3 separate regions of the Homo sapiens genome follow, and all the other regions are linked to region 1. A link is a loop called in an ENCODE intact Hi-C map of the cell type or tissue named here. Cell type or tissue: endothelial cell of umbilical vein. All regions are shown on one strand. Links, peaks and the distances in the headings refer to the core of each region. The heading gives the core; the rest is flanking DNA. Region 1 overlaps SLC1A1 (solute carrier family 1 member 1). Region 2 has its middle 65 kb from the start of SLC1A1. Region 3 overlaps SPATA6L (spermatogenesis associated 6 like).

Region 1 (5,000 bases), core at 1-5,000:
CTGGCCCCCAAGTCCAGGCTGTTGGATGATTTATAATGCATTGTTGGGGATAAGGGTGGTGACCACCATAGAGGGAGAGAACAGATACAGGGAAACAGCCTAATCTTTGAAAACCTCTATAAATAGGAACATTACAGAACTTAATGACCATAAAATATCTGTCTGGATGGTTGTAAACACCCCATCTGCGAGTAATGTCAATAATGATGAGGATGATAATCATAATACAAATAATAATGATGACAATAAACACTATATTGACTGCATGTTAATGCATCATCTTTAATTCTCATTACAACCCAAGGAGGCGGGCATTATTACCCCCATTTTACAGAGGACAAAACTATAGCTCAGAAAGGCTAAGTACCATACGATCATAAAGCTGGTAAGGTGAGTGGTAGAGCTGGGATCTCAATCTACATTTTACCTCAAAGGCCATATTCTTAACCACTATTCCATATTGGCTCTATCCATGTGCTACAAAATTCTAGACTAGCGCTGCCCAGTAGAGCTTCCTGATGATAGAAACGTTCTGTTTTTGTGCTGTCCCCTGCAGTAGCCACAAAGTGCATATGGCTAGCAAGCACTTGGAAAGTGGCTAGTGTGACTGACAAACTGAGTTTTCATTTTAATTAATCTATTTTAATTTTTTTTTTTAATTGTAGAGATGAGGTCTCACTATGTTGCCCAGGCTGGTCTTGAACTCCTGAGCTCCAGCGATCCTCCCACCTCGGCCTCCCAAATTGCTAGGATTATTGGTGTGAGCCACCACACCTGGCCAGTTTTAATTAATCTCAATTTAAGTAGCCACACGTGGCTAATGGCTATCATATTGGACAGCCCAATCTCTCTAGACCCTACCAGTGTTTAGCATTTAGTGGGTGCTCGACAATGTCGAATGAACAAACTATAGCTTAACTCCATTATCAAATTCAGGAAAAGCTCTTTGCCTTGCAAGCATGGGCAGGGGAAAGGAAGATGCTACGCGCAAATCTCCTGGCACGTAGTTCCATCACTGCACTGATCATATGGCTGTAAGGCCTGAAGCTTATTCTTCACTGGGCCCCCAGTGCCTTAAATAAGGTGCTCTACGAATGTTTGTACTTGAAGCTTTCCACATGACAGAAAGAGCTGCATTTTTGCAAGTAATCGTCTGCTTACAAATGACCCCATTTCAAAGATCCATTTCTGGGTCCGAAACTTGGACCTCAGCAGGTAGTCCCCTTAGAAACCGCTTATACATGGTGGTTTAGTTTGGTTCCCAGGGCAGCCAACGAGAACACTTTTCAGCCATAAAAGACTCCACAGGGGAACACATGTAACATCTCAGTCTTTTTCAACCTTGTTTTATTGTTGTTGTTGTTGTGCAAAACCACCCCCCAAAGCCGTTTTCCTAATCACCACCCCTCTGAAATTCTAAAACCGCAAACTGTATATCTGGTTATATAGTAAATGATACATGTGTTTTTTTACATAAAAAGAGTAAGATTTTCTCCCCCAACTCACCACCACCAAATAAAAACAGCTTTTGCTGCCTTGGGGACGATATTGTCTTGGTGAGAACTTGTGGTCTAGCGCAATGAATGTTGACTGTGAGAATGAGAATCCAGGCATTAGACTCTTAACTGGCGTTGACGTCGAAGATCAGGCCCAACTTAGTCCCAAACAAGTAAAACCTCATTTGCCCTTTAGTTCTGAGTTTTTATTCTCAATGGACCCCCGGGTTTCTTGCTCTCAGGCCATCTTTGGTGGCTGGCGAGGTCTGAAGGACCCCCTCTCTTTACAGTTCACTATCAGAACTCGTTTCTCCTGGGAGTTGAAAGCTGTCCTATAGGGGGTGATAAATGAGAATGAACTAAGCAGGTGTGATGGCATCTGCACAGAAATCAACAGTGAGTATTTAAAATGTTTATAGTAATTGGACAGTAACTTTATTTCTGTTGAATGTAATAATAAAAGATAGGGGCGGGGCGTAGTGGCTCACGCCGGTAATCCCAGCACTTTGGGAGGCCCAGGCAGGTGGATCACCTGAGGTCAGGAGTTTGAGACCAGCCTGGCCAACATGGTGAAACCCCATCTCTACTTAAAAAAACAAAAAAACAAAAACAAAACCACACACACACACAAATTTGCTGGGTGTGATGGTGTGCACCTGCAATCCCAGCTACTCAGGAGGCTGAGGCAGGAGAATCTCTTGAACCTGGGAGGTGGAGGTTGCAGTGAGCCGATATCATGCCACTGCACTTCAGCCTGGGCAACAGGAGTGAAACTCCATCTCAAAAAAAAAAAAAAATAGGGCTAGTATTTTGTATGTCTATTTTTAATATAACTTTTCTAGTAATTTGCTCTAACTATAGTTTACGAAGGTTATTGATCTGTAACAGATCAGAAATTTTAACAACTGGATTTGCTCCATCCAGTTTAAAAACTAGATGTTTTGTGAAGCCCTGGTGCGGAGACCAGTTACTGTGGGCTTTCAGAGGAGCCTGAACTGTCACCAGATTGAGATGAGCAGGAGAGGCTTGATGGAACAGGTGGCACCTGAATTGGGCAGAAAAAGAAGAGCACGATTCCAGTTCCCTGTGAACCCAGGGTTATCCATTAGAACCTGGGACAGTTTTGAGGCTCGGCTGTGGCCTAGAAACAGGGATAAAATCCCCGGTTGTCCTTGGAAGTCAGGGGCACCTGCTAGCTCTTTATTTTAGGTAAAGGCATTTATTTGCTTTTTTCACCTCAGGAGAAGGCTCTGATGAGCAAGGGTGTTGGCTCCCAGCCAAAGCAGTAATCATCTGAACTTTTTACAAAAACACTCCAAAGGAAGCAGTTGCCTGGCTAAACAATAGCATGTTTTAAAAATAAACATCTGAGGGCAAAAGACTCCTCCTAGAGCTCTCTGATTAAGCAACCACCCACTGAGAACAAAGCTTTCGTGACAATCTCTCCACATTGCTGTTAAGGTATCAAAATTCAACCCCTTATTGGAAGTTCTTTTAGGTCTGACATTTGGTGGTGTTATGCCATTATAAGTGGACACCACATCCAAGAAACTCATTGTTGCATAGGAGTTAAAACTCGCCATGTGGATGACTCCTGTCTCTGTCACCGGCAGAGAGGCCACCTGTGCAGAGAGAAGGCATGGGCTTTGGTGGGACAGACTGGGCTCAAATCCCAGCCTCCTCCCAGACTCAGCTTCTCCATCTATAAATTGGAGGATCTGAAATGCCTCTATCGCCTTTAGGTTAATTGTGAGGAACAAAGTGAACAACCTCAGCTTGCGTAGCTGTTGTGAGGATTAGAAATAATGTCTATAACAGGCCTAGTACAGTGCCCAGAACACAGTGTGTTCTTAGTAAATAGCCTGCATGATTACTGAATAAATGATAAAGATGATGTGCATCACTGAGCAGATGGAAGGTATTCAACAAGCATTAACTGATTCATTCATTCCCTCCCTCATTCATTCCTTCATTACACGGTCACTAAAGAGATCCTTTAAAAACATAAATCAGGTGATTTTATACATCAGGATAACCCTTCAATGGCACTGAAGATAAAAAGAAAAAATCCTTACCTTGGCCAACAGGCCTTGCAGGGGAGGCACCTGCCTGCCTCTCCAGCCCCTCTTTGTGCCATCTTCCTGTCTCATCCCCTCCTCCAGCCTCTTCTGGAACAGACCAAGCTCCTTCCCACCCCAAGGCCTTTGCACAGGCTCTTCCCTCTGCCTGGAGTGCTCTTCCTCACTCTTCATTTGGCTTTTAAGTCCTTTCCTCAGAATCCTTCCCTGATTATCCACCCTAAACCAGGGTGTCCTGATTTCCTTGCTTGGCATCCTGTGCATATCATATCTCAACAATTTTTATCATTGGTTCATTATTTTATATCTCTTTCTTGCTAGGTTTTAAGCTCCATGAAGGCAGGAGACCTAGCTATCTGCTTGTTCACGAATGTATACTCAGTGCCCAGCACATAGGAGATGCTCAGTAAACATGCTGATTGAATGACTAACAGGTATTTAAGTATGGCTGACTGCCCTGGATCCCTCTCCCAGGCTCTGGCCCCTTGGCAGCAGAGTGTTGCCAGAACAAAACTTGCCAGTTCCAGCTGCTGCCCTTATGATCTGTGTGATCTTGAAAAAGTGGCTTAATCTGTCTTCAACCTCCTGTTTCCTTATCTCTAAAGATGGAGTTAAGGTCCCACCTACTTGATGACTTCATAGGGCTGCTATGAGGATTAAATAAACAGGTTCATGATTTTTAAATTCCAAAATGTTTCTTTTATTCCCCAGAGAAAACAAGGCAGGATATGATCTTACTTTGTTAATCCAGGGCATAGGGAAATCTCTGCAGCCTTGATTAGTACTCCCTGGATGTTCAAAGGGAAAGGAAGAGGCAAAGAGGAGCATGCAAAATCTTTCTGTGCATGCATCACCTATGACATCTACTTTTCTTAGAGACATGAAGAACTCTCTTAAAATAGGTAATATCACCACTCTAGGCTATTTGGTGATGTTAACAAAATAAACTGGTCCTTGAGCAGAATCAGCTAAAGGTCCCCTTGAAGCCTCTGTCAGCTGGTCCACATTTGAAGTTCAAAACATGCATCAAGAAGCAGTGGGCTCTCCAGGTGCAGTGGTTCATGCCTGTAATCCCAGCACTTTGGGAGGCTGAGGCAAGTGGATCACTTGAGGTCAGGAGTTCAAGACCAGCCTGGCCAACATGGTGTAACCTCATCTCTACTAAAAATACAAAAATTAGCCGGTGGTGGTGGCACACACCTATAGTCCCAGCTACTTGGGAGGCTGAGGCAGGAGAATCGCTTGAACCCAGGAGGTGGAGGTTGCAAGTGAGCTGAGATCGCACCACTGCACTCCAGCCTGGGCAACACAGTGAGACTCTGTCAAAAAAAAAAAAAAAAAAAAAGAAGCGGTGGGCTGTGTCCTGGTTTCAGCAGTCCAGGAGCTGTTTTAACATTTTTTTCATTACTATGGAACACGGTGGTAT
Region 2 (11,172 bases), core at 3,708-8,707, 130 kb after region 1:
CATCAAAGGCCTTTTAAAATTAGAAGAGGATAAGGGAAATTCTAAGACTCAAAACAGGAATGTGCTCCACAAAATAACTTTCATGAAGGGTGTGGCGATTGAGTTGCTAGTGATTTAACTGAGTCAGTAAGAACGGTAGGAAAAAAGGCCCAACAATTTCTGATCCATATACTTGGTTGGGATTCAACTGAGGAAGGAAAGATTGAGAAAATGTGTGAAGCTCTTCTGTGTGCCAGGATCTTCCAGAGTTAGAGGAACTGAAACTGAGGAGCAGATATTCACTTCTCACAGCTTCTCTCTTGAAAGAGCAGTTTGTGACAACCTTTTATTTCTTTAATGAGAAATGCTGGGGAAATGAACCCAGAGATAAACATGAACTTTCCCCTGATTTCTGGCATGCTGGAAGTGACTCAATGTCCTAGTTGGAATTTGAATTAAGTTAACAGCATTTATCTGCTTATCTTTGGATTGTATTTTTTTTTTGAAAGGAGAATAGCATTGTCAGTAATTTACACATTCTCCAGTGGCCATTGGGGCTCCTAACCCATGGCCTTCCTTAGGGATAACAGAATGAAGATATCTATCCTCTTGCTAGTTGTTCTTTGATTTATCAGAACATAGTGATCTTGAAACCATAAAGCCAGTTATAAATTAACTGATCTTAGCTTCTCAGTTTCATGGAATCATCAAAGTTCAAGTTGGATAACTATTGCTAAGATTATTTATGAGGGCCCTGCCCAAATATTTTGCACGAAAGACATAGGCATAGGTGACTACTGGCAACAGTGCAGCTTCTCTGCTGATCTCCTATTTGTCTAGACGGGGAGCTGCAAAATGGTATCACATTCCTCCTGCAGATATGTTATGTGTGACCCATATAGTGTTTCAAAATCAGAATGATTTCACACAAAAATGCAGCTTTGAACTTCTCTAAAAAACATAGGATGATCTAAAAATACTGGACCCATATTCTCATGCATTAATGATAAGTTGGAGCTAGAATTAGACAGGCATGCATGCACCTTCTAGCTTGGTGTGGTTTCCAATGCCCTCTCTTATCTTAGCCCGGGCCTGCTGGTTTTTACATTACTTTTCTGACATCTGTAGGCATCAGAGTTCCTGGATCTCATTCCCGGGCTCCTTGTTGTCTCCTCTGCTTGCCTCAAAGTTTTTGTTTGTTTGTTTGTTTGTTTGTTTAATAGAAAGAGGACAGATTTCGGATTCTGATAACCTGGATTGGCATCTTAGATCTACCATTATGTGACCCTGAACACAAGTTATTTGATGTCTCTAGTTTCCTTTTTTATAAAATGCCTAAAACAAAAGATGGAGTGTTTAGAAGGTTATCCAAGGTAATGCATGAAAAACCCGCTTTAGTTTCAGGCTCTCATCTTCTCCTGTAGGGCCACTGCATCAGTCTCCACCTTGGTCACCTGCATACAGTTTCGTCACTTCTCCATTCCATAATTTTAAATTACGTTGAGCACTTACTCTGTGTCTGACACAGAGCTGGGGATTCAATGTTTGGTGAAAACAGACTCAGTCTCTATCCTCATGAACCTTGCAGTGCTACTGGGGGACGCAGAACTAATCAAATAGTCATACACATAGATGTAAAATTGTCATGGGGTCAAGCACTATGAAGTGGATCACCTTAGCATTAAGAGAACATGTGACAAGATTCTTAACAAGGCCAGGGGGTCAGACAAGGCTCTTGTGGAGAGCATTGCTAAGTTGAGATCTGAAGGTAAGAAGAAATTGTTCAGTTGAAGAGGAGTGAAAATAATATTCTAGGCAGTGAGAGCCACATGTGCAAAGGCTCTGTGGGAAGAGAAAACATAGAAAACACAAGGCACTAGAAGAAATCCGGTGGGTCAAGAGAAGGGGGAATAAGGGAGAGTTGGGGGCATGAGGCTGGAGAGAGGGAGGTAGGGGCCAAATGGCATTGCAGGTGATGTTCAGGAACTTTATCATCTTAAGAATAGCGGGAAAGCCACAGAAGATTTCAGCGAGGGGTAGGTGCAACATGATAAAATTTCCTTCATGAAAAGGTAACTCTATCTGGAGTGAGGACATCAGATGGGAGGAAATATTAGGTTGAATGCTATGGAACTGCCACTTCCAGGCTGGTTTTGACTTACAAGATAGCAATTTTATATGGTACCACCTGATAGAGTGGATGCAGGGTAGACCAGTTAGGAGACTGGTGAGAGATGATAGTGGTTTGAACTAGGATGAGGTTTTGGAAATGGACAGAGTGGGCAGATATTTAGAAAGTAAAATTAATTAGCCTTAGTGATGAATTGGTATGGGGGTGTCAGGGACAACTCATGTGCCTTAATGGGAAGTGGTGCCATTTGTGAGTAGGGTGCATTGGCAGATGAACAGGCTTGGTAGGCAGGAATGATTTCCCTTTTAGCTAAAAGTGCCTTTGCAACAACCAAGAGGAGATGGTCTCTCAATGTCTCTATAGAAATATCTTGCTTTGGCTTTTGCGGGATTCCTAGGGCTTTGAATGACCCTATATACTATGTTAAATTATCAGTTTAAGGTTCCACACCATGAAGGTTTTATAAATTAAGGCCCCAGACTTGTGGGTAGTATAAGATCGTAGTTTGATTTTCATTGGTGAATGTTTTTTTAGCCCTCTGAAACCACACATAATAGCTTGTTTATGCAGATAGCTCAATTTCATTCTTTCCCTTCTTTAGGCCTGAATTTTTTTTTTTTTTTTTTTTTTTTGAGACAGAGTCTCACTCTGTCACCCAGGCTGGAGTACAGTACAGTGGTACAATGTTGGCTCACTGTAACCTCTGCCTCCCAGGTTCAAGCAATTTTTGTGCCTCAGCCTCCCAAGTATCTGGGACTACAGGTGCATGCCACCAAGCCTGGCTAATTTTTGTATTTTTAGTAGACATGGAGTTTTGCCATGTTGGCCAGGCTGGTCTTGAACTCCTGGCCTCAAGTGATCCGCCCGCCTCAACCTCCCAAAGGGCTGGGATTACAGGCATGATCCACCACACCTGGCCTTATTATTATTATTATTATTTTTGGTAGGCATGAGAAATGTAGCTCCCTTTCCCTAAGGGGTCCATATTGCCACCTGAAACTCCCATGGCCTCCTCCTGTTATCAGCTCATGTTTATTCCTCTGACTTGATTTCATGCTATTCCCGGCACTGGAAATTTCTTTTTTTCTGATTGAACTTGGTTATGTGGAAAATATTTTTTCTATATTTTGTTCAGGATTTCTGTGTAGTAAGGGGCCTGTTTATGTCAACTCAGTGGTCTGGGTGGTCAGAAGCAGTCTAGTAAATTTTCTACACATATTAGTATAATTATTTTCTAATTGTTCTTCTTCTTTTTTTTTAATGGAGTCTTGCTCCATCACCTAGGCTGGAGTGCAGTGGCACAATCTTGGCTCACTGCAACCTCCGCCTCCTGGATTCAAGCGATTCTTGTGCCTCAGCCTTCTGAGTAGCTGGGATTGCAGGTGCACACCACCACACCTGGCTACTTTTTGTACTTTTAGTAGAGACAGGGTTTCACCATGTTGACCTGGTTGGTCTCAAACTCCTGGCCTCAAGTGATCCCCCTGCCTCAGCCTCCCAAAATGCTGGGATTACAGGTGTGAGCCACTGCGCCCAGCCACTTTTCTGCCATTTGACGTAAGTATGCATCTCTTGTCACATGGCAGGGAAATCCTGCAGACCAGTTGTTATCTGGGACTGGGCTTCAGGCTCAAGGAATATAAGAGTGTGTATACATCCTGGGTGCTGAACTTGAAGTTTGATGTCAGATGGAAGTTGCTTTGCAAGACCTTCAGAAGGACATCTCTGATTCCCACCCCTTACCACAGTGTCTGGCATCTAATAGTTGCTAAATAAATGTCTGTGTCATTGAATTGAAATGGAAACAATTATAAGTGGAGAAGAGGGGAGTTCTTGGCATATGCTTCACGATGATATAAAAATTCTGTGATTGGGACACAGAATTGCAATCAGGATGGTTTTTCCAAACCCCAGAATGATTTGTATTCTCAATGGAGCATCCAACTTACTGTTCCATCGCCTCTCACCCATGCATAAAATATAGATGGCAACACTACTGTCTGAAGTTCTTAGATAAAACTTTTATGGATAATTCACTTTCATTCACATATCATACACTGATTATTTACTATGTGCAAAATTTGTTTGCTAGGTTCTATCAGATACAAAATGGTGACTAAGACATGGGCTCTACTCTCTGTCCTCATCCACTCTACAGTTTAACTGTAATGGGTGTGGGCAAAAGTGTATAAGTAACTGAAGTCAAAGTAATAATTCCTTATCAGATGCTTTCAGTGTGCCAGGGACTGTGCTAAGACTTTTACTTGGATCAGGTCATTTGATCCTTACACAACTCTGTGAAGTGGGAGCTATTATTGTCTCCATTTTACCAATGACGGAACTGAAGCACAGAAAAGTTAAACATCCACAAGGTCACACAGCAAGAAAGAGATGGAGCCAGGACTGAAACCCAATCATTCTAGTTTCAGACCTCAAAGGTTCAAATATTTTGCTATATGGTTGCCCAAATAATCCATGATGGATGGTGATATGTTCTGGAACAGATGTTCAAGCTCAGGCTGTGTGCACAAAGGAAGGCTCAGGAAAAGCTCTATAGAGAAATCTGTTTTTACACAGTCTTAAAGAATGAGTAATATTCTGACAAATAGTGATGGGCAAAGAGGTGTCCTAGGAGTAGGAAATTGCCTGAGCAGAGACAGAGGGCAGAAGAAGGCACCACTGCATGTTTGGGAAACTGAAAATAAACAGTTCAACGTGGCTGAATGTGAGATAAAGGAGGAAAGAAGAGTTGGTTGGGACTTAAGTTTCAGATGAAGACCTTTGGAGCAGGAGGTGGGGAAGAGACAAGTGACATTTCTCTCACTGTTGGTCATAAAAACAGTAAATCCTATGAACAACTGAAGCTTCTAAAATCGACTCAGCCTACTCTCTGTTTGGGAGCAGTAGTGGGGCATTTATCCCAAGGAGGAAATCAGATGACTTTGGAGGTTTTAAAATCTTTTCTGGAGTTCAAAGGCAAGGCTTCTTAACCTGGGGGCTCTGGACTCATGGATGGGTGTCAGGGCGCTTGGCACCTCAGGAAATTGTGGGCCAAGTTTTGCATTGCATGAACGTATGTGTTTTTTGTCGAGGAAGATTGTTCATAAGATGCCTCAGTTTCTCTAAGGGTACTTGATCAAATACCCTTTGCAAACCACTGTTCTGAGCACAGAGTCAGCACCCATCTTTCTGGGGCCTTCCTGGGACTGAGGAACTGGAACCAATGTTGTGCAAAAGTCAGAACTGAGAGTTTAAGTTCCAGATTCACAAGTAAAACTTCCCAGGGAAATACCACCGCTGTGCATCAGTGGAGGCCTGCTTGGTGTTCACCTTTGCCCTGGGATTGCAGGCTACCCTGCTGGGCAGTCCCGAGCAGGTGGTACTAGGTAAAGGCACATCTCATGTGAGGTGTCAGCAGGAACTGGAGCTTCTGTCCCAGGAGGTTTACAAGAGTATTAGGAAGCTGAAGTTTCCAGGCAGATGACAGCTGTCTGGAAGGATCTCTACCCATTGCATTGCAAACCCAACCCACTGGAGTCACTCAGCAAGGAAGCAGTCTTGAGAATGAGGCAATCTGTGGGCAAAGCCTATGAGAAAATCCTTCATTTCCTTCTCTTTGTCACATCATTTCAACACTTGCCTGGCAGGCCCTGCCATTCCCAATACCAGCTGAGGTGACTGAGGGCAGGAAGGCAGATATGCCAGAGATGAAAACAGGGTCTCCAGGCAAATCCTTTGATTCATGGAAATAGCTGTGGTAGAGGCTGGTTTGGTCATTAGTGGCATATTTTGCATAATGATATCTTTGATAAAGGGAAACAGTCTTGTGTATATTACTTAGGATTAAGACTCTCTGCATGTGACAGAAAACTCAGGACAGCAGTGCCTTAAACATGATAAAAATTTATATCGCTCTCATGTAAATCAGATCTGGAGTTGGGCAATAAGGGCTGTTTTGGCAACTGATTCCAGATGAGCAGGGACCCAGGCTCCTTCTGGCTTGTTTTTCTTCTAAACTTCGGGGGCTGCTTCATGATCCAGGATGACTCCTCAGCTTCCAGTCATTGTGTTCATATGCCAGCACAGAGGAAGGAAGAAGAGGGGAATACGGGAGCTCCCTTCCTTTTAAGGACACTTCCCCAGAAGCCTCAAGTTTCAGCCTGTTTACATTTCACTGTCCAGAACACGTTGGCCACAAATATAATGCCCAGTGTATTCTTTTCATCAGAAAATCTCTAATTAAAAAAAAAAAAATGGGCTGGGCACAGTGGCTCACACCTTTAATCCTAGTGCTTTGAAAGGAAGATCACTTGAGCCCAGAAGTTTAAGACCAGCCTGGGCAACATGGCAAAATCCCGTCTCTACAATGAATAAAATAAAAAACATTAGCCAGGCATGAGGGCAAGTGCCTGTAGTCACAGCTACTCAGGAGGCTGAGGCGGGAGGATCCCTTGAACCCAGGAGTTTGAGGCTGTAGTGAGGTGTGATCATGCCTCTGCACTCCAGCCTGGATGACAGAGCGAAATTCTGTCAAAAACAAACAAACAAACAAAAACAAAAGCAAATCCACTATCTGCTACAGTTTCCCAGTGAATGTTGCAATAATCAAGTATTCTCTAAGAGACCACGTTAGACCTTTAAAGATTATTTTCTCGGGTCATACTCCTGTTAGGAATCTAGGCTAGAATCTGTTGCCTGGTACTTACAGGCCTATTCTAATTAAAGAGGCAGAGATTCATAGTGGTTTACAGCTTCAAGAGGGCTTAAAAGGTGTTCCTTCTAACTGCATAATTTCACAGATAGGGAAACAGACGCCCATAGAGACTTAAAAATACACAGTGAAAACAGGTTGGGGTCATGAAGAAAATCAGGGGCAGAGCTAGCTCTGGAACCTACATCAACTGATTTTAAGTCCAAAGTTCTTCCTGCTACCTCATAGGCTTCTTTTGAAATATCACTTAAAAAAGAAAAACTTTTACACTGATGGTTCACTGGAAATTCAAGGATATTGGGAGTTTTCTTGTAATTGAACTTTCTGTCAAAATCCCTTTGCTTCAATTGATTTTAGGGAATATTTCTAACATTTACCAATTCTTTTTCCTGACCTCATTCAAGTTAAGTGTGATAGATGGAATTTATATTTTCTTTAAGTTTGCACTATTTTGTGGTGGATTAGGGTCATTGTTTGGTCATCAGCTCACATTTCCCACCTCACTACAGATTAAAGTTTAGCAATGTTTTATAAGAGATGCAAAATATTCACTGATTTTCTTCTGACATTATAAGTATGTGTTTGTGTGAATGTTATGAACAAGAATAAGGTAGCCGAAGGTCTAGAAATACCAGGAAAGATAGCCTGATAGAAGCAGTTGGCTCATTTTTAATAAAAATGATTCCATGTACCCCTTATGGCATTTGTGCAATAACTTAGCCAATATTTATTATAGGGCATTGGGCTGAACGTTCTGTGACCTTGTGATATCCTCTAGAAATTATTGGTTTTTCAAAAATAAATCCCTTATACGAGCTTGTTTAATAGCTGCTAGAGAGGGTTTTTGTGGGTTTTAATAAGGTATAAGTGATGTCCTGTAGGCTGCTGCCAGATAGGAGCTTTGGTGTCATTTTTCATTGGGAAAGAGAGTGGTTTTTCTAAAGGTCTGGGGGAGGGGTGTGGGAAGTTGGGGGAATGAGTAGCTTTCTCTGGATCCAGCTGGGAAAAGATGGGTTGAGTAGAACTCTTGTGCCCACCAGGAGGCCTTGGGAGCTAAGACTAAGATGCAACTCAGAGGGAAATAGCCGCCCTTCCGTGTGGTGGAGTTTAGTTTCAGCTTCAGCTCCCTGAAAATTAGGGGTCTTGGGGTCTGTGACGTCAGATGACAAATATTTGTGGATCCTCTCCAGACCTGAGGAGGTTCTCTGATAATCGGCACTTGTTGTTTAAAAGGCAGATGGTGATGAACTGGGCTGGGAAATGATCGGAGTTGCCCAGAGGTAGGGAGGGTCCCCTGACCTTTTTCAGGGGACCCCACCTATGGAGGCATATACTCAGGCACTCGATCCATGTCCCCACTGCTGCTTCTGACCCCTTCTGTCCACCTGACCCTTAGAACACACCTAATTTTCTCTTTTGACTCCTGTGATGTGCTTCTTTCTCCAAAAACAGGGCATAGCAAGGCAACAATGACCACTGTTTAAGAAGTCTGGGTCCTGGGGTTCAAAGGAACTGAGGGTTTACTTTTTCTATCTCAGGGTCTTTGCCTTGTGTCTTAAATGTATCCCCCAAATCTCTTCCTCTAGGTCTCAGTGCAAATATCACCTCTGCAAGAGACCTTCCCTGGGCTGCCCCGCCCCCAGCACTCCCTGACTTTCACACTTTATCTCATTAACCTGCTTCACTTTCTTCAGGGCTCTGATCTCTAACTGAGCTTATCTGAGATTTGTATTTCCTCATGTGTGGTTTGCTCTGACTTCCCCCGGTAGACTGGCAGGCAGAGATGTTGTGTCCCCAGTGCTCATATAGGACCTAGCACAGGAGAGATATGTAACTGATATTTTTTATGGACTGGTTGACTGCAGCAGAATGTGATATTTTCCAGGGGAAACAGAATCCAGGTGGATCCCACTAGACTCCTGGGGGTAGCCCACTAACCCCAAATCCTGGGGAAACCATGTCTTCTTTTTATCATCTCACATACATGGACTTTTTCTTTAGAGATCTTAGCACTGTCTGTAAGTATGTATTTGTAAGATTATTTATTTAAGGCCTGTCTGTCTTACTAGGACAAGGATTCATAATCATTTTGTGCCAAGGTTTGCTTTGTTATCTGATGAGGCCTATGGACTCTTTCTCAGAACAATGCATAAAATAAAACACATAGGATTATGAAGAAGACCAATTATACTGAAATACAATCATCAAAGTGTTGAAATACAAATTTATGATATGGTTACATATGTGCTTTTTCATTAACACAAAATCTGGTGGAAGATTTAAACCTACCATAATTCTTGAGCGGTGATGGACACAATTGACTTTTTGAGAAATCTGCAAACACTGTAACTTGATATGAACATGTCTGTGGTTTCTATTGGTGACAGAGGCACAGGACCTTTTTTACTGCTGTGGTTTGTTGCCTGCATTCACAATTGAGTAAAATGCTAAATTTCAGTTAGAGATGACTGAAAATAAACATCTGATTGTTTTCCTACTCATGTTTAATGACTCCCTGAAGCTGATCCATGCATTCTAGGGGGCATCCCTGAATCCTAGGTTAAGAATTCCCGCAGTAGAATATATCACTTATGTTTGGTTCACTATTTTAACACTAGCACCTAGGACATAGTTGGTACTCTTTACATATTTGTGAATGGAAGAAAGGAAGGGACTTTTCTGTGTCTAACACTATTCTCAGAACAAGTTTGCTGAATGAATGAGTGAATTCTGCAGACAAGGCAGTGAGCTATGCAGTAATAAATGAGAGCACCCTCTTCCCCTGCCGGTTCCAGTGACAACTGTATCTTGGGTGAGGTCCTTTTTATTCTGGTGAAATCCATTGAGTGCCTCACCCACAACTAACACTGAATAAGTATTTGAATGATGAAACGCCGCTAAACCTGAGAGAGACAAACACCACCTGTAATTGATCAGGTATGATGGATCAGTGCATTGGGACTTCCATCAGACCAGCCAGCTTTCTCTTTGGGCTGTCTTTGGTTTCCTTTTTCATAGCAGCATCAGCAGCTTTTATTAGCCAATGTCTTTTGCTTGACAGCATCTTTCAGTTGGAACCAGGCTTGCCTTCACCACCTGCCCTTGGTGAATTGTCTTGGATGGACCCCCTTTCCTGTCCTGTGGGACGAGAGAGTCCTGTGGGATAGCAGGCTCACTAGTAAGCTGGTCCTGTCATATGACAGAGATTATTTCAGCCTTTCATGAATATCAACTGGAAAGACCACTGCTATGTAGATTATTGCTTTCACAGTGCTTTACAAGTCAGCAGTCACTGACAGTAATTAAAGGGAAACTCAGTGCTGGTGAAGATGTCAAATTCACTATTCAATGCCTCAGAAAAATTCTTAATATGTCAGCAGTGCAGAAGCGAACGTGCAACTTTGGTAGCAGACACTTTTTTAAAATTTTGGAATGCTTTCTAAGACCAGAATAAATAAATATTCATGCAAGTGCTACAAAAATGAAGGCTCTATTTCTTAATGGGGGAGATATAAATAGCTTGGGGAAAATATATAACAATTTCAGGTGGCTATTATAACTAGATGTTATACATGGACTAGTTTTATTGTAATTGCAAGGTGCAATCCATCTTTCTATGTTATATACTCAACCTATGTAATATCACCTCTTTTCTTTGTAATTTACCCAGTCTCAGGTATTTCTTTGTAACAATGCAAAAATGGACTAGTACACTGGGGCCCCATGCTTCTTGTTCAAAAGAGATCAGCGGCTGTTCAACCAGATGAGCACCTAGTGGAGTCTTTCTCCCTGACGTAATCAGAAGGATTAAACATTAGGGAGAGAAAACAAGCAGATCAAATGGTAAACATGCTCTGGTATTCCCCACCTGCCTTACCCCCGAGTTTATTGGCTTGCTTAACGTGATACTAAGTGGTGACTAATTATACTTTCCTTGGATCACAGCACCTTACGAGTAATGGTTTGAGGTTCAAGATGCTTGTCTAGCTAGATAATCATCTAATTATCCTTCTTCTCGTTAGGTTAGTGGGATATACATGGTCTCAGATAAGATACTCAAGGTAATAGAATATGGCTTCAGTGATGGAAGAAAATGATGTCCCCTCTTTTTAAACTCCTTAAAACTCCTGGCCTATTCTGCAAATGTGGCACTCAGTGGACTTGATTCTCAAATTGCATCTTCCTCTCCATGTGGCCCCCTCTTCAGTGATTCTTTGAGAATCTGTGGTTTTCAATTTTGGTTGCCCATTAGAATTACCTGGGAGTGATTTTGTTTTTTTGAACCACACATGCCTGGACCCCTCTCCAGGAGTGAGCACCACAGCTGATAGCCTTCAACAGCCAGGCTTCA
Region 3 (11,172 bases), core at 3,649-8,648, 84 kb before region 1:
GAGCATAACTTAAACAGACTCCTTGTCTTTCCATTTTTTAATAACTTTATCTAATTATTAAATAATTTTTTCAGTCCTGGCTTAGCTGATTTCAAGTTTTGGCCTTTGGCTGTGTTCTAATTTGTGGGGTGTGTGTGTGTGTGTGTGTGTAAAACCCTAAGACATTTTCATTGTTAGATGCTAGAACAGGGTTGGTAAACTATAGTCCCCAGCCAAATCCAGCCTGTAGGCCATTGTTGTATGGCCCGTGAACTAGAAATGGTTTCCACATTTTTTATTGCGATTTAAATCATATATAATTCGTCATTTTCAAATGTACAATTCAGTTGGTTTTCGTATGTTCATAAGATTGGACAGCCATCACCACTAATTCCAGAACATTTTCATTACCCCAAAACGAAATTCTGTATTTATTAGCAATCATTTCCCATTCCTTCCTCCTCCAGGCCCTGGCCACCACTAATTCTATCTCTGTTGATTTTCTCATTCTAGACATTTCATATAAATAGAAGCCTACAATATGTGGCCTTTTATATCTAGTTTCTTTCACTTAGCCTAATGTTTTCAGGGTTCAGCCATGTTGTAGCATGTATCAGATTTTAATTCCTTTTTGTGCCTGAATAATATTCTTCTATATGGATTGGGTAATGAGGGCTCTACCATTGTGAATGGGTTAATCTATTCATGGATTAATGTACTGATGGGTTATCGTGGGAGTCAGACTGTTGGCTTTATAAGAGGAGGATGAGAGACCTGAGCTAGCATGCTCAGCACCCTCACTATGTGATTCCCTGTGTCACCTGGCTACTAAGCAGAGTCCCCACCAGCAAGAAGGCCCTCACCAGACACAGCCCCTCAACCATGGACTTCTCAGCCTCCATAACTGTAAGAAATAAATAGCTTTTTAAAAATAAATTACCCAGTTTCAGGTATTCTGTTATAAGCAACAGAAAATAGACTAAGACATTTCTACTTTTTGGATGTTATAAATAATGCTGTTTTGAATATTAATGTACAAATTGTTGTATATTTGCTTTTAGTTCTTCTGTGTGTATACCTGGGAATGGGGTATATGGTAACTGTTTAACTTTGTGAGGAACTGCCAAACTATTTTTGGTTTTTACATTTTTAAATGGTTGGAAATAATTTTTGAAATGAATATTTAGTGATGTGAAAATTATATGAAATTCAAATTTCGTTATTCATAAATACAGGTCTTTTTTGAACATAGCCATACTCATTTGTTTAAGTAGTGTTTATAGCCACTTTTGCAGAACAATGACAGAGGTGAGTAAATTTGAACAGATGGCCTACAAAGCCTAAAACATTTAGTAGTCTGACCCTTTACAGAAAGTCTGTGACCCCTGTGCTAGAATCATGAGATTCTAGGAGGAAGCTGTTCTGTGGTACTTTTGCTATGCAGTGTGTCTTGAGTGACATAAGACCTGAGCTGGTGAGAGAGGTTAGGACCTGCCACCCAGTGGCACCAATTCTCATAAATAGCCTTTCAGTATAGCTATCTGGTGATTTTAGGGTTGTTGGCATAGAAGTGTGTGTGTGTGTGTGTGTGTGTGTGTGTGTGTGTGTGAGAGAGAGAGAGAGAGAGAGAGAGAGAATACTGAAAACTCAGAAAATTCTCCTCTGATCTCTGCTATTACGCATTTCTGCTTTTTTTCTTTCTCAAAATGAAAACAGCTTCATAATTTTTACTTGTAAAAAGCATTCCCACATCACGTAATCCTGAGAGAATCTTTATTTATATTTTGATGAACATATTTCTTGATATTTCTCTGTAGATAGAAGAACACATAGATATGGAATTTTTACATAGCATAGTTTTTTTTCTGTTATTAGCTTTCCCCCTTGTATGTCACCATTATATTGTTGTTTAAATTTTTTAAATTTAATTTTATTTTTTATATATATTTTTTGAGACAAGATCTCACTCTGTCACTCAGACTGAATGCAGTGGTATGACCTCCTGGGCTTGAGCAGTTCTCCTGCCTCAGCCTCCCAGTAGCTGGAACTACAGGCATGCACCATGCCCAGCTACATTTTTTTTTTTTTTTTTTTTTTTTTTTTTTTTTTTTGCAGAGATGGCATCTTACTATGTTGCCTAGGCTGGTCTCAAACTCCTGGATGCAAGTGATTCTCCCACCTTGGCCACCCAAAGTGCTGGGTTTATAGGCATGAGCCACCATGCCTTGCCTATGTTGTCATTTCTAAATGCATAAATCTACATCTTTTTTTTTCAAATTGATTTTTTTGAGACAGAATCTAGCTCTGTTGCCCAGGCTGGAGTGCAGTGATGCAAGCTCAGCTCACTGTAACATCCACCTCCCGTGTTCAAGTGATTCTCCTGCCTCAGCCTCCTGAATAGCTGGAATTATGGGCACCTGCCAATGCGTCCAGCTAATTTTTGTGTATTTTTTGTAGAGTCAGGGTTTCACCAAGTTGGCCAGGCTGGTGTCGAACTCCTGACCTCAGGTGATCTGCCTGCTTCGGCCTCCCAGAGTGCTGGGGTTACAGACGTGAGCCACTGCCCCCGGCCTACATCATTATTTTGATAGCTATAAAGAATTTTATTAATTTACATATGTGTTTTTTATAGGTCTATAAATAGTATTTCCATAGTATTTTGGGTTTTACTTTTCTTACTTTACATTATTACCTGTAGTTTACTTGTCATTTTCAATAGCTGTGTATTTTTCCATAGTGGTGGTGTTATCCATAAATTAATATTGTTGAGCATTTAGATTTTCTTTTTTTCCACATTTTTATAAAAATATTTCTCTCTTGGTATATTTACAAATAATAGAATTACTAGATTGAACCATGCCTTTTAAACTGGGGTAAACTGATCCCCAATAAGGTTCCAATACTTCTACTGCATCCAGGAGTGCATGGCATGCCCCTTCCCCATATCCTAGTTAATGCTGGATACTGTCAATTGGATTTGTTGTGTTTGCAAAGTATGTCATGGCTCACGCTTATAATCCCAGCACTTGGGGAGGCCAAGGTGGGCGGATCATGAGGTCAGGAGTTTGAGACCAACCTGGCCAACATAGTGAAACCCTGTTTCTACTAAAAATACAAAAATTAGCTGGGAATGATGTCAGGTGCCTGTAATCCGAGCTACTTGGGAGGCTGAGACAGGAGAACTGCTTGAACCCGGGAGGCAGAGGTTGCAATGAGCTAAGATTGCACCACTGCACTCCAGCCTGGGCCACAGAGCCAGACTCCATCTAAATAAATAAATAGATAAAAATATATTTTATCCTATTTTATGATCTATCTCCCTTTTAGATGTGACTGTGACAACCTTAAATTTAAAACTTCTTAAAAATTTTCATTTTCCCATATTATGATTTGTTTTCTTTCTTTCCTTCTGTATAAAGTGACTGTCACTGTCCTTTGATTACTTATGGAGTGATGTCTGGATATAAATGTTGATTTTGTTATAAATTCTTATTTTTAACAATGTTTTCAATCAGTTATGCTTAAAACAGTTATATTTTCCCTGTTTTGTTGTGTTATTTTGATGTTTTATGGTGTGTGCTTTTCTTTTTCTTAAGAGAGCATGGGAGAAGGAAGATGAGACTAGCAAATGTCTCAACTAAAGCAAAGAGGACTGAGGAGGCTTTTGATAGGGATCATAGTCCTGCCTGCTGTGGATATCACTGGAGCAGGTCAAGGGCCCAAGTGAAGTGCAGTGAACCCAGGAGTCTGTAGTTCTTTCTTCTGCTTCTTGGTTCTTTGGCAAAGGCTGCCGCTGGAGACAGAAAAGAACCCCACTCTGTGAATTTAAGAATAGGTGCTTTTGGAGATGTCATTACCTTCATAGGTAGACGGAACTGAGCAGGTGCCTCCTGACTACTTTTCAGAAATTCTCACTGAATGTTTTTCAGCCTAAAAGTGACAGGCTGAAATCAGGGCATTGAGTTTTTTTCCATAAGTTTTTTATTCTTATTTGACCCAATTTTATGTTCAAACATATATCACTGCTGGCACATTATATTTTAGTATGCTGAGGAAGTAGAAGCATGCCCACTTTGGTCTTATTTAATTTTACATGGATTTTAAAAAAGTTACTCAATACCTAAGTAATCTCACTATAAAAAATTTAACACGAAAGTATGTAAAAGAAAATGTCAAAAGCCCATTCAACAATCCCTGACAGATAATTACCATTAACAATTTGATGTGGGCCAGGTATGGTGGCTTGCGCCTGTAATCCCAGCACTTTGAGAGGCAAAGGTGGGTGGATTGCTTGAGCACAGGAGTTCAGGTACAGCCCGGGAAACATGGTGAAACCTCATCTCTACTGAAAATAAAAAAATTAGCTATGTGTGCTGGTGCATGCCTGTAGTCCCAGCTACTTGGGAGGCTGGGGAGGTCACCTGAGCCAAAGAGGTTGAGGCTGCAGTGAGCTGTGATCTTGCCACTGCACTCCAGCTTGGGCAACAGAGTGAGACCCTGTCTCAACAAAACAAAACAGAACAAAACAATTTGATGTGTGTCTTTTTAAACCTTCTAAAATGCATTTAGTACATTCAGCCAACCGTAAAATAACCACACATGCACGCGCATACCCTATATATAGTTGGACCTTCTGATTGTCAAGTTCCACATCCATGAATTTGGCTAACCATTACTCGAAAATGTAGTTAGGCCTATGATGGTTGTGTCTGTACTGAACATGTACAGACTTTTTCTTGTCATTAGTCCCTTAACAATACAGCATAACAACTATTAGATAACATTTACATTATGTTAGGTATTATAAGTAATCTAGAGATGATCTGAAGTATACAGGAGGATGTGCATAGGTTATATGCAAATATTACACCATTTTATTTCTTATTTTTAATGTTTTATTATTATGCTCTTTTTACCTTCGACCAACTCACCGCAACTACACCATTTTATATCAGGGACTTGAGCATTCATGGATATTTTCATATCTGCAAGGGTTCCTGAAACCAACCTCCTGTGGATACTTAGGGATGACTATATATTAAATACAGTATATATAAACACGAATATATTTAGTATTTAGTATATATAGTTACGTGTGTATATATTTTATGGTTGTTGAATATACTAAATGTTGGTTTTCTGGTCTCTTGAAAGACATATGACAGTCCAAGATATACTGCATTTTAAAAAGTCAGTTGCAGAATATGTATTTTCAACATATATACACACACACCTATATATATGTTGACTATATATATTCTGCAACTTGCTTGTTAAAACTTAATATGTCTTGGAGTGCTATATGTTTTTCATGTGACAAGAAGCCCATCTGTGAAAAGGTTGCAAGAATAGTTGTTTGAAAAGAATGATTGCAGAATATTCTAGCTGAGTGCATAAATACTGGTTATAACTCAAAAATTAATAAGATGCACAATGGGAACTGTGTTATACTTGTTTTTTTAATTTACAATCTCTCAATTTCAGATTATAATTTTAGTGGAATTAAATTTGAATTGCTCAAAATAACAATTGATTTTACTTAGCTTCAGATGTAGTACAGTTTGATCCATTAATTTGTTCAAGGTATGTTTTTACAGGCATACTTTGCACATGATCTACACTGTGCCAGTCTTCCTAGTGTGATGCTGGTGGCTCCGGGCACGTAGTAGTGGCAGTGAGCCCTCATGATCTGCTGATCCTTGATACTAGCAAAAATTTTTTTTTTTTCTTAAAGTTTCCTGTGGACTGCACTGTGGGGTCACATGGGCCATATTTGGGTTCTCAGGGACCAATTTCTCTATTGGCTGAATTGTTACCTTTTCATTTAGCTGTATTTATTGCTTGATATTTTTTCTCATTGCTTTCAAACACACTTATACTCAAAAGACATGTTATGATCATTAAGTTAATGGTACAAGTAAATTAATAATACAAGTAATAATATCCAGATGTGCATATAGCTTTACTGCTAAAGAATGAAGAAGTCTAGTGATCTTTGCTGCCAAGAAATAAAGACCCTTCCTGTTCTTCAGTTTACAAAGGTGGGAAAAAAGGAATGGACACAGGGGGGCAGCGTGATCCTGTTCCACAGTGAGCTTGATGCTTTCTTTTTATTAACCTCTGAGATAAATACCTTCGCTTTGGGTAAGTCAGGTATATTCAGTCCAACTGTAAAAGCCTATTCTAGTGGGCACCCATTCACTTAACAGGGCTTAATTTTATACTTTTATAGCAGTGCTTTTATAGCAATATTTTATACTTTCATAGCAATGCTTTTATACTTTTATAGGCATTAGCAAGGAAAGAACTTTTGCCTCAGATTATTTGGTTTTGAATTCCTTCTTTGCCATGTGGTATCACTAGCCGTGTGGCATCATGACAGGTCAAACTCTCAGAGCCTCAGTTTCCTTATCTGTAAAGAGGGAATCAAATGTGATCCTGCATCTGGAAGCGCGCTGTCAATTCTGACATGCTCTAAAAATGTTGGATATTCCTTCAGCCAATGTTGTTATTAAAATTGTTATTTCTCTTAAAGTCTCATTTGTTTCCTTTTTGGGGGAGAAGTTCGTTGATGCCATTGATGATGTCACTGTCTGTGTAATTAGCTCTTAAGAAGAACATTGAGTTCTTTCAGATACTTCCCTTGACCTATAAGACTTGTTCAGCCTGTGAATATGTTTATTATTTCTAACCTAGGCTCTTGCTGTACCATCCTCTTAGTGTGCTGACGTTTTCACACTTGGTGGCAGTTTGGATTTCTAGAAAATGACCACACCAGAGAGACTGTCTTGAGAAGCTTCATAGCCTTCTATTTATTTGTCTAACCCTGTTTCAGTCTATTTTTATTCCTGTGATTCTGAAGATAGGGTATGAGCTCCCTTTCAATTTTCCAGCCTCTTACTTTTATCTAAATTCTTGATAAACACAGGAATAATAATGTAGCAGCTATCCTTTAGATGCAGGGACAAGAAGTAGCCAAAAGCATATGAAAGGAAAGAGGAAAAAGGAAAGGCCTCCTGTGTAGAACATCATATCATGCATCTAGGTGTTTGTTCCCAGTAGGAACATAATGATGTTTACAGAAACCAAAGCAGTTCTGGGGCCGCTGCTGGGCTGGTGTCAGGGAGCAATCGTGGTAATGGTAGGCAATGTCAGGTGCTATGCTGTGCATTCTACATGGCTTTGTCATTCGTCTTTACAGTAGTCTTAAAGGGCAGGTGCAATGACAGTTTTTACATTTTCTTGAAGAGGAGACTGAAGTTAAGTAGTTTACATGATTTGCCCCAGATCACATAGTTGGTAAGTGGTGGAGCAGGGATTTGAACCCAACCCTGCCTGACCCTAGAACTTGAATTTGTGGTGCGCGTCTGTAGTCCCAGTTACTCGGGAGGCTGAGGCAGGAGAATCGCTTGAACCCGGGAGGCGGAGGTTGCAGTTAGCTGAGACTACGCCATTGCACTCCAGCCTGGGTGACAGGGCGAGACTCCATCTCAAAAAAAAAAAAGAAAAGAAAAGAAAAGAAAAGAAAAGAGTTCTTAACACTATAAGCTTCAGGAGAAAGTTGGGTTTTGTTGCTAGTGATAGCTGGGGAAATTGACACATCACTTTCCATTTGCAGGTTGTACTTCAGAGTTTCTGGATGGAGGCAGAGTCTGTTTTTGGCCAACAAGGGTGGGAGGATTATACCCATCACAGGGAGCATTGTCAGAGGAGCATGGTTGAAGAAGGCCAGGATGAGACTAGTAAATGAAGCAGATAATTGATGTTACAATTACACCCATTGGCTGGGCGTGGTGGCTCACACCTGTAATCCCAGCACTTCGGGAGGCTGAGGCAGGCGGACCACCTGAGGTCAGGAGTTTCAGAGCAGCCTGGCCAACGTGGTGAAACCCCGTGTCTACTAAAAGTACAAAAATTAGCCAGGCTTGGTGGCGGGGTGCCTCTAGTCCCAGCTGCTTGGGAGGCTGAGGCAAGAGAATCACTTGAACCCAGGAGGCAGAGGTAGCAGTGAGCCAAAACTGTGCCACTGCACTCCAGTCTGGGCAATAAGAGCGAGACTCCGTCTCAAAAAATAATAATAATAATAATAATTACACCCATCTTCCCTCCTGTCTTCCTAGCCTCTCTATCTCTTTATTCCTAGTAATTTACTCTTATGGAAATTAATTTTTAATTATACCTTTATTTGTATAATTGTTTAATACTCTTAGACTGTAAGCTCCTGGAGGGCATTGATTATATTTATCTTCTTCACTAGTGTAAATCCAGTGTCTATAAGTCTTACTACATAGGAGGTTCTCAATGAATGAAGTGTTTTTTGAATGTATGAATGAAAATAAATTATTGGAAAATGAATGAAGGGTAAGAGTTGGAAAAGCTTTCAGAGAACATTTAGTCTCTCTCCTTTTTTTAACAGTGTGGAAACTGAGTCTCCAAGAGGGTAGCTAATGCTTATTGAGTGGCTAACGTAAGCTGGAACTTAAGCAAGTTATCTTACTTTAGTCCTCATGTTCATTCATTTAAGAAGCATTTGTCAGGTCCCCATTATGTCCCAAGTGTTGTTCTACAGGTTTGGGGGCAGCATCCAGGATGCTGCACTTCACCACTCATCTCAGAACATCATTGAAGTTCAATTTTAAAATGTCTACCGTTAGTGATATTTCAGGGGGCTTGTTGAAGATGCTGACAGTGAGGCCCCTTTTCAGGTGTGATTGTCTTGGCTGGGCCCTGTATTGATTGAACTGCTCTGAGTTCACACCTTTCTAGGGACAGCCCTGCCAGCAGTAGAATAATGTACAGAAAAGACAAAGTCACTGTTTTCATGGAGCCTTGATGGAAGCAGATCACGAATAAATACATGAACAAAAATATCAATTAGTGGTAAATCTTACGTTGAAAGTAAAATAGGGTATTGTGATGGGGAGTGTCTGGGAAGGAGTGCTCTGTTAGGTTGGGTTGCCACCTTCTGATAAGATGACATTTAAACCAAGCCTGTTATTCAGTAGGAAGGAGCCAGCCATGCAGAGACCCAGAGAGGGAACCTTAGAGGGAGGAAGAACAATAAGGCAAAACCGTTATGTGGAGGAGAGCTTGGCGTGTTTGAGGGACAGCAAGAAGGGTAAGGGATGACAGGGAACGATGATCAAGGGGGAGAGTGGCAATAAATGAATTAGGAGAGATTATTAGAAGCCTGATTATATAGAGTCTTGAAATCTAGGGTAGGGTGCTTAGATTTTATTCTAATGCGATGGGAAGCCCATTGGAAGGTTTTAAGCAGGAGAAAGGCAGTCTGATGTATTTAAAACGTTGCAGCGTGCGGACAATGGATTTGAGTGCAGGAGAATGGAGGCAGGGAGATCAACTACAGCCATGGCAGTAATGCAGGAGAGCATGCATGGTGGAAGTACATTGCTGAGGAGGGAACATCAATCCATTGTGGCTGGAGCGTGGCTGGGAGCACACGAGTGGGAAGAAATGCTATTTATGATGAAAAATATAGAATAATTTCTTTTTGCACTTTGATTCTTTCCTCGGTAGAACTGAAACATTAATATTAAATGGAGTTAGTAGGAGGAAGAATTTAATACATCATATTATTTGATGTAAGGTCAATTATGTTCTACAGTTGATGTACTGAAAACAAAGCAACCCTCATCAGAATTCTTCTCATAAGTAAAGTGGCAGCCACTAAATAGCAAAACTGCCTCATTGGCTATAGTTACTTTTTTGATGGTCCTCTGTGCGGGGACCACTCTCAGTCCAGATCACTTGTGTGGCACCTGCTGTGTGGTCAAAGGTGATTCAGATGGTAGCTTTCTGTCCTTCGGCTCAGTAATTGTTCATCCCATTAGACCCAAGATCTTTTGGTAATGAGTATTTTGTAGTATCCCTTTTATGATACTGAAAATATTTGTAGTTAATATAATCAACTTATACAAGTCACTGTAAAAAATTAATATAATATTCTGATTGTAATATAAAGGAAAAATGAAAGTGGTTTATAATAAAATGTATATGTTAATATGTAAGTATCAAGCATAATGAAGCATTTAGATGGGACATGATTTCCAAAATATCAAACAGGTCTGGTTAAAGATCCAAACAAAACAAAATACAATTGTTCCTTGATTTACACGGTACTTGGAAAAATTCAGTGTATTTCCAAATTATGCAAAAAAAAAAGGCTTTGTGTTTACATGCAACATAGTTATATAATTATTTTCAGTTACATAGTTAGTTAAGTTCTAGGCTCAGACAATTATAAAATAGTTTTTAGCCTGCAAGAATGTTTGCAGAATATTAGAAAGTCACTGGGGATGGGGGAGATAGTGTGATGTGCATGAGTGTCTTGAGCACTGCAGAACTCCCTCACACCTCTGGCTACTGCCCCTGAAATATTTCCACAAATGTCCAAAATGTCCTCGGGGTTGGTACCCCTGCTGAGAATCACAGCTGTAGCTGTCATCTGGGCCCTTGGCATCCATGCATCACAGAACACATTGAACCCCAGTCTAAACTGTAAAGTTGTGTGAACAATGCTATGTCCACCTTGTTCCTGTTCTATCCTCAGTGCCTGGGTTAAGGTTTATCATTAGTAAAAATTTGTTGCAGGAAAAATTGGATGGATATATGGAAAGATAGTTTTTCCTTTTTGTTCTATTTTGTAGAACATCTCTTTAGTCTTTTTTTCTCTGTTATGACTTTGGAAGGCTTTAAAAAATTATCCACGAGATAAAAAGTAGTAGAAATTAGTCTCCTCTTGAATAACATGTGCTAGGATCAATATGTCTATTTTTACCTGAGTGCCATCTCTGCCATCATCTGCCTGAACTTTTATTTTGTTAAGCCTGGAGGTGTAAATACAGATATTTATGCTTTTTCTATTTTCTTTCTAGTGTGGGATGAGTTGGCCTACTACGAAGAAAACACACGAGATTTTCTTTTCCCAGAGCCCAAGCTGACACCTTCGCACCCTAGGAGGTGTAGGGAGGTGCTCATGAAGACGGCTCTGGGTTTTCCAGTAAGTGATTCATGCTCATCTGGGCTTCTATTAGGAGAGAAACTCTTGGGACCTGAACGTTTTATTCCTGACAGGGTTTGATCTTTATCTTGGTTAGTACCCCTGCTGTTCTGTTTAGTAGCTCTGTTTTGATGCCCAACTCAAGGTACCAAATTATACTGATTTCCAGTATT

The links. Peaks named below come from ENCODE experiments on the same cell type or tissue, not always from the same donor. Only the 100,000 strongest peaks of a DNase experiment are listed, where the experiment ranks them.
Region 2: it touches region 1 in a loop (4-fold over the local background); 3 of 110 quality-filtered maps call a loop at or near these places.
Region 3: a loop joins it to region 1, with 2.5 times the contacts of the local background. A loop is called at or near these places in 4 of 110 quality-filtered maps.

Annotation. Positions count from the first base shown.
Region 1 is chr9:4,553,284-4,558,283 of GRCh38, reverse strand. The region is part of intron 2 of SLC1A1 (solute carrier family 1 member 1); the gene reads right to left. Among named protein-coding and RNA genes, the nearest start is that of SLC1A1, 65 kb to the right of the region's middle. In endothelial cell of umbilical vein, for the core only: no CTCF peak of the experiment used is centred there; DNase peaks (open chromatin) are centred at 2,853 and 4,103; H3K27ac peaks cover 1,824 bases.
Region 2 is chr9:4,420,054-4,431,225 of GRCh38, reverse strand. It overlaps a transcript of GLIS3 not described here. Among named protein-coding and RNA genes, the nearest start is that of SLC1A1, 65 kb to the left of the region's middle. RefSeq lists a silencer at 5,983-6,277. In endothelial cell of umbilical vein, for the core only: no CTCF peak of the experiment used is centred there; DNase peaks (open chromatin) are centred at 5,795 and 6,125; H3K27ac peaks cover 1,507 bases.
Region 3 is chr9:4,635,102-4,646,273 of GRCh38, reverse strand. SPATA6L (spermatogenesis associated 6 like) reads left to right here. Exons shown (of 12, transcript NM_001353486.2): 4 at 10,875-10,999. Among named protein-coding and RNA genes, the nearest start is that of PLPP6, 22 kb to the left of the region's middle. In endothelial cell of umbilical vein, for the core only: a CTCF peak has its summit at 6,023 (motif pointing right); a DNase peak (open chromatin) is centred at 6,043.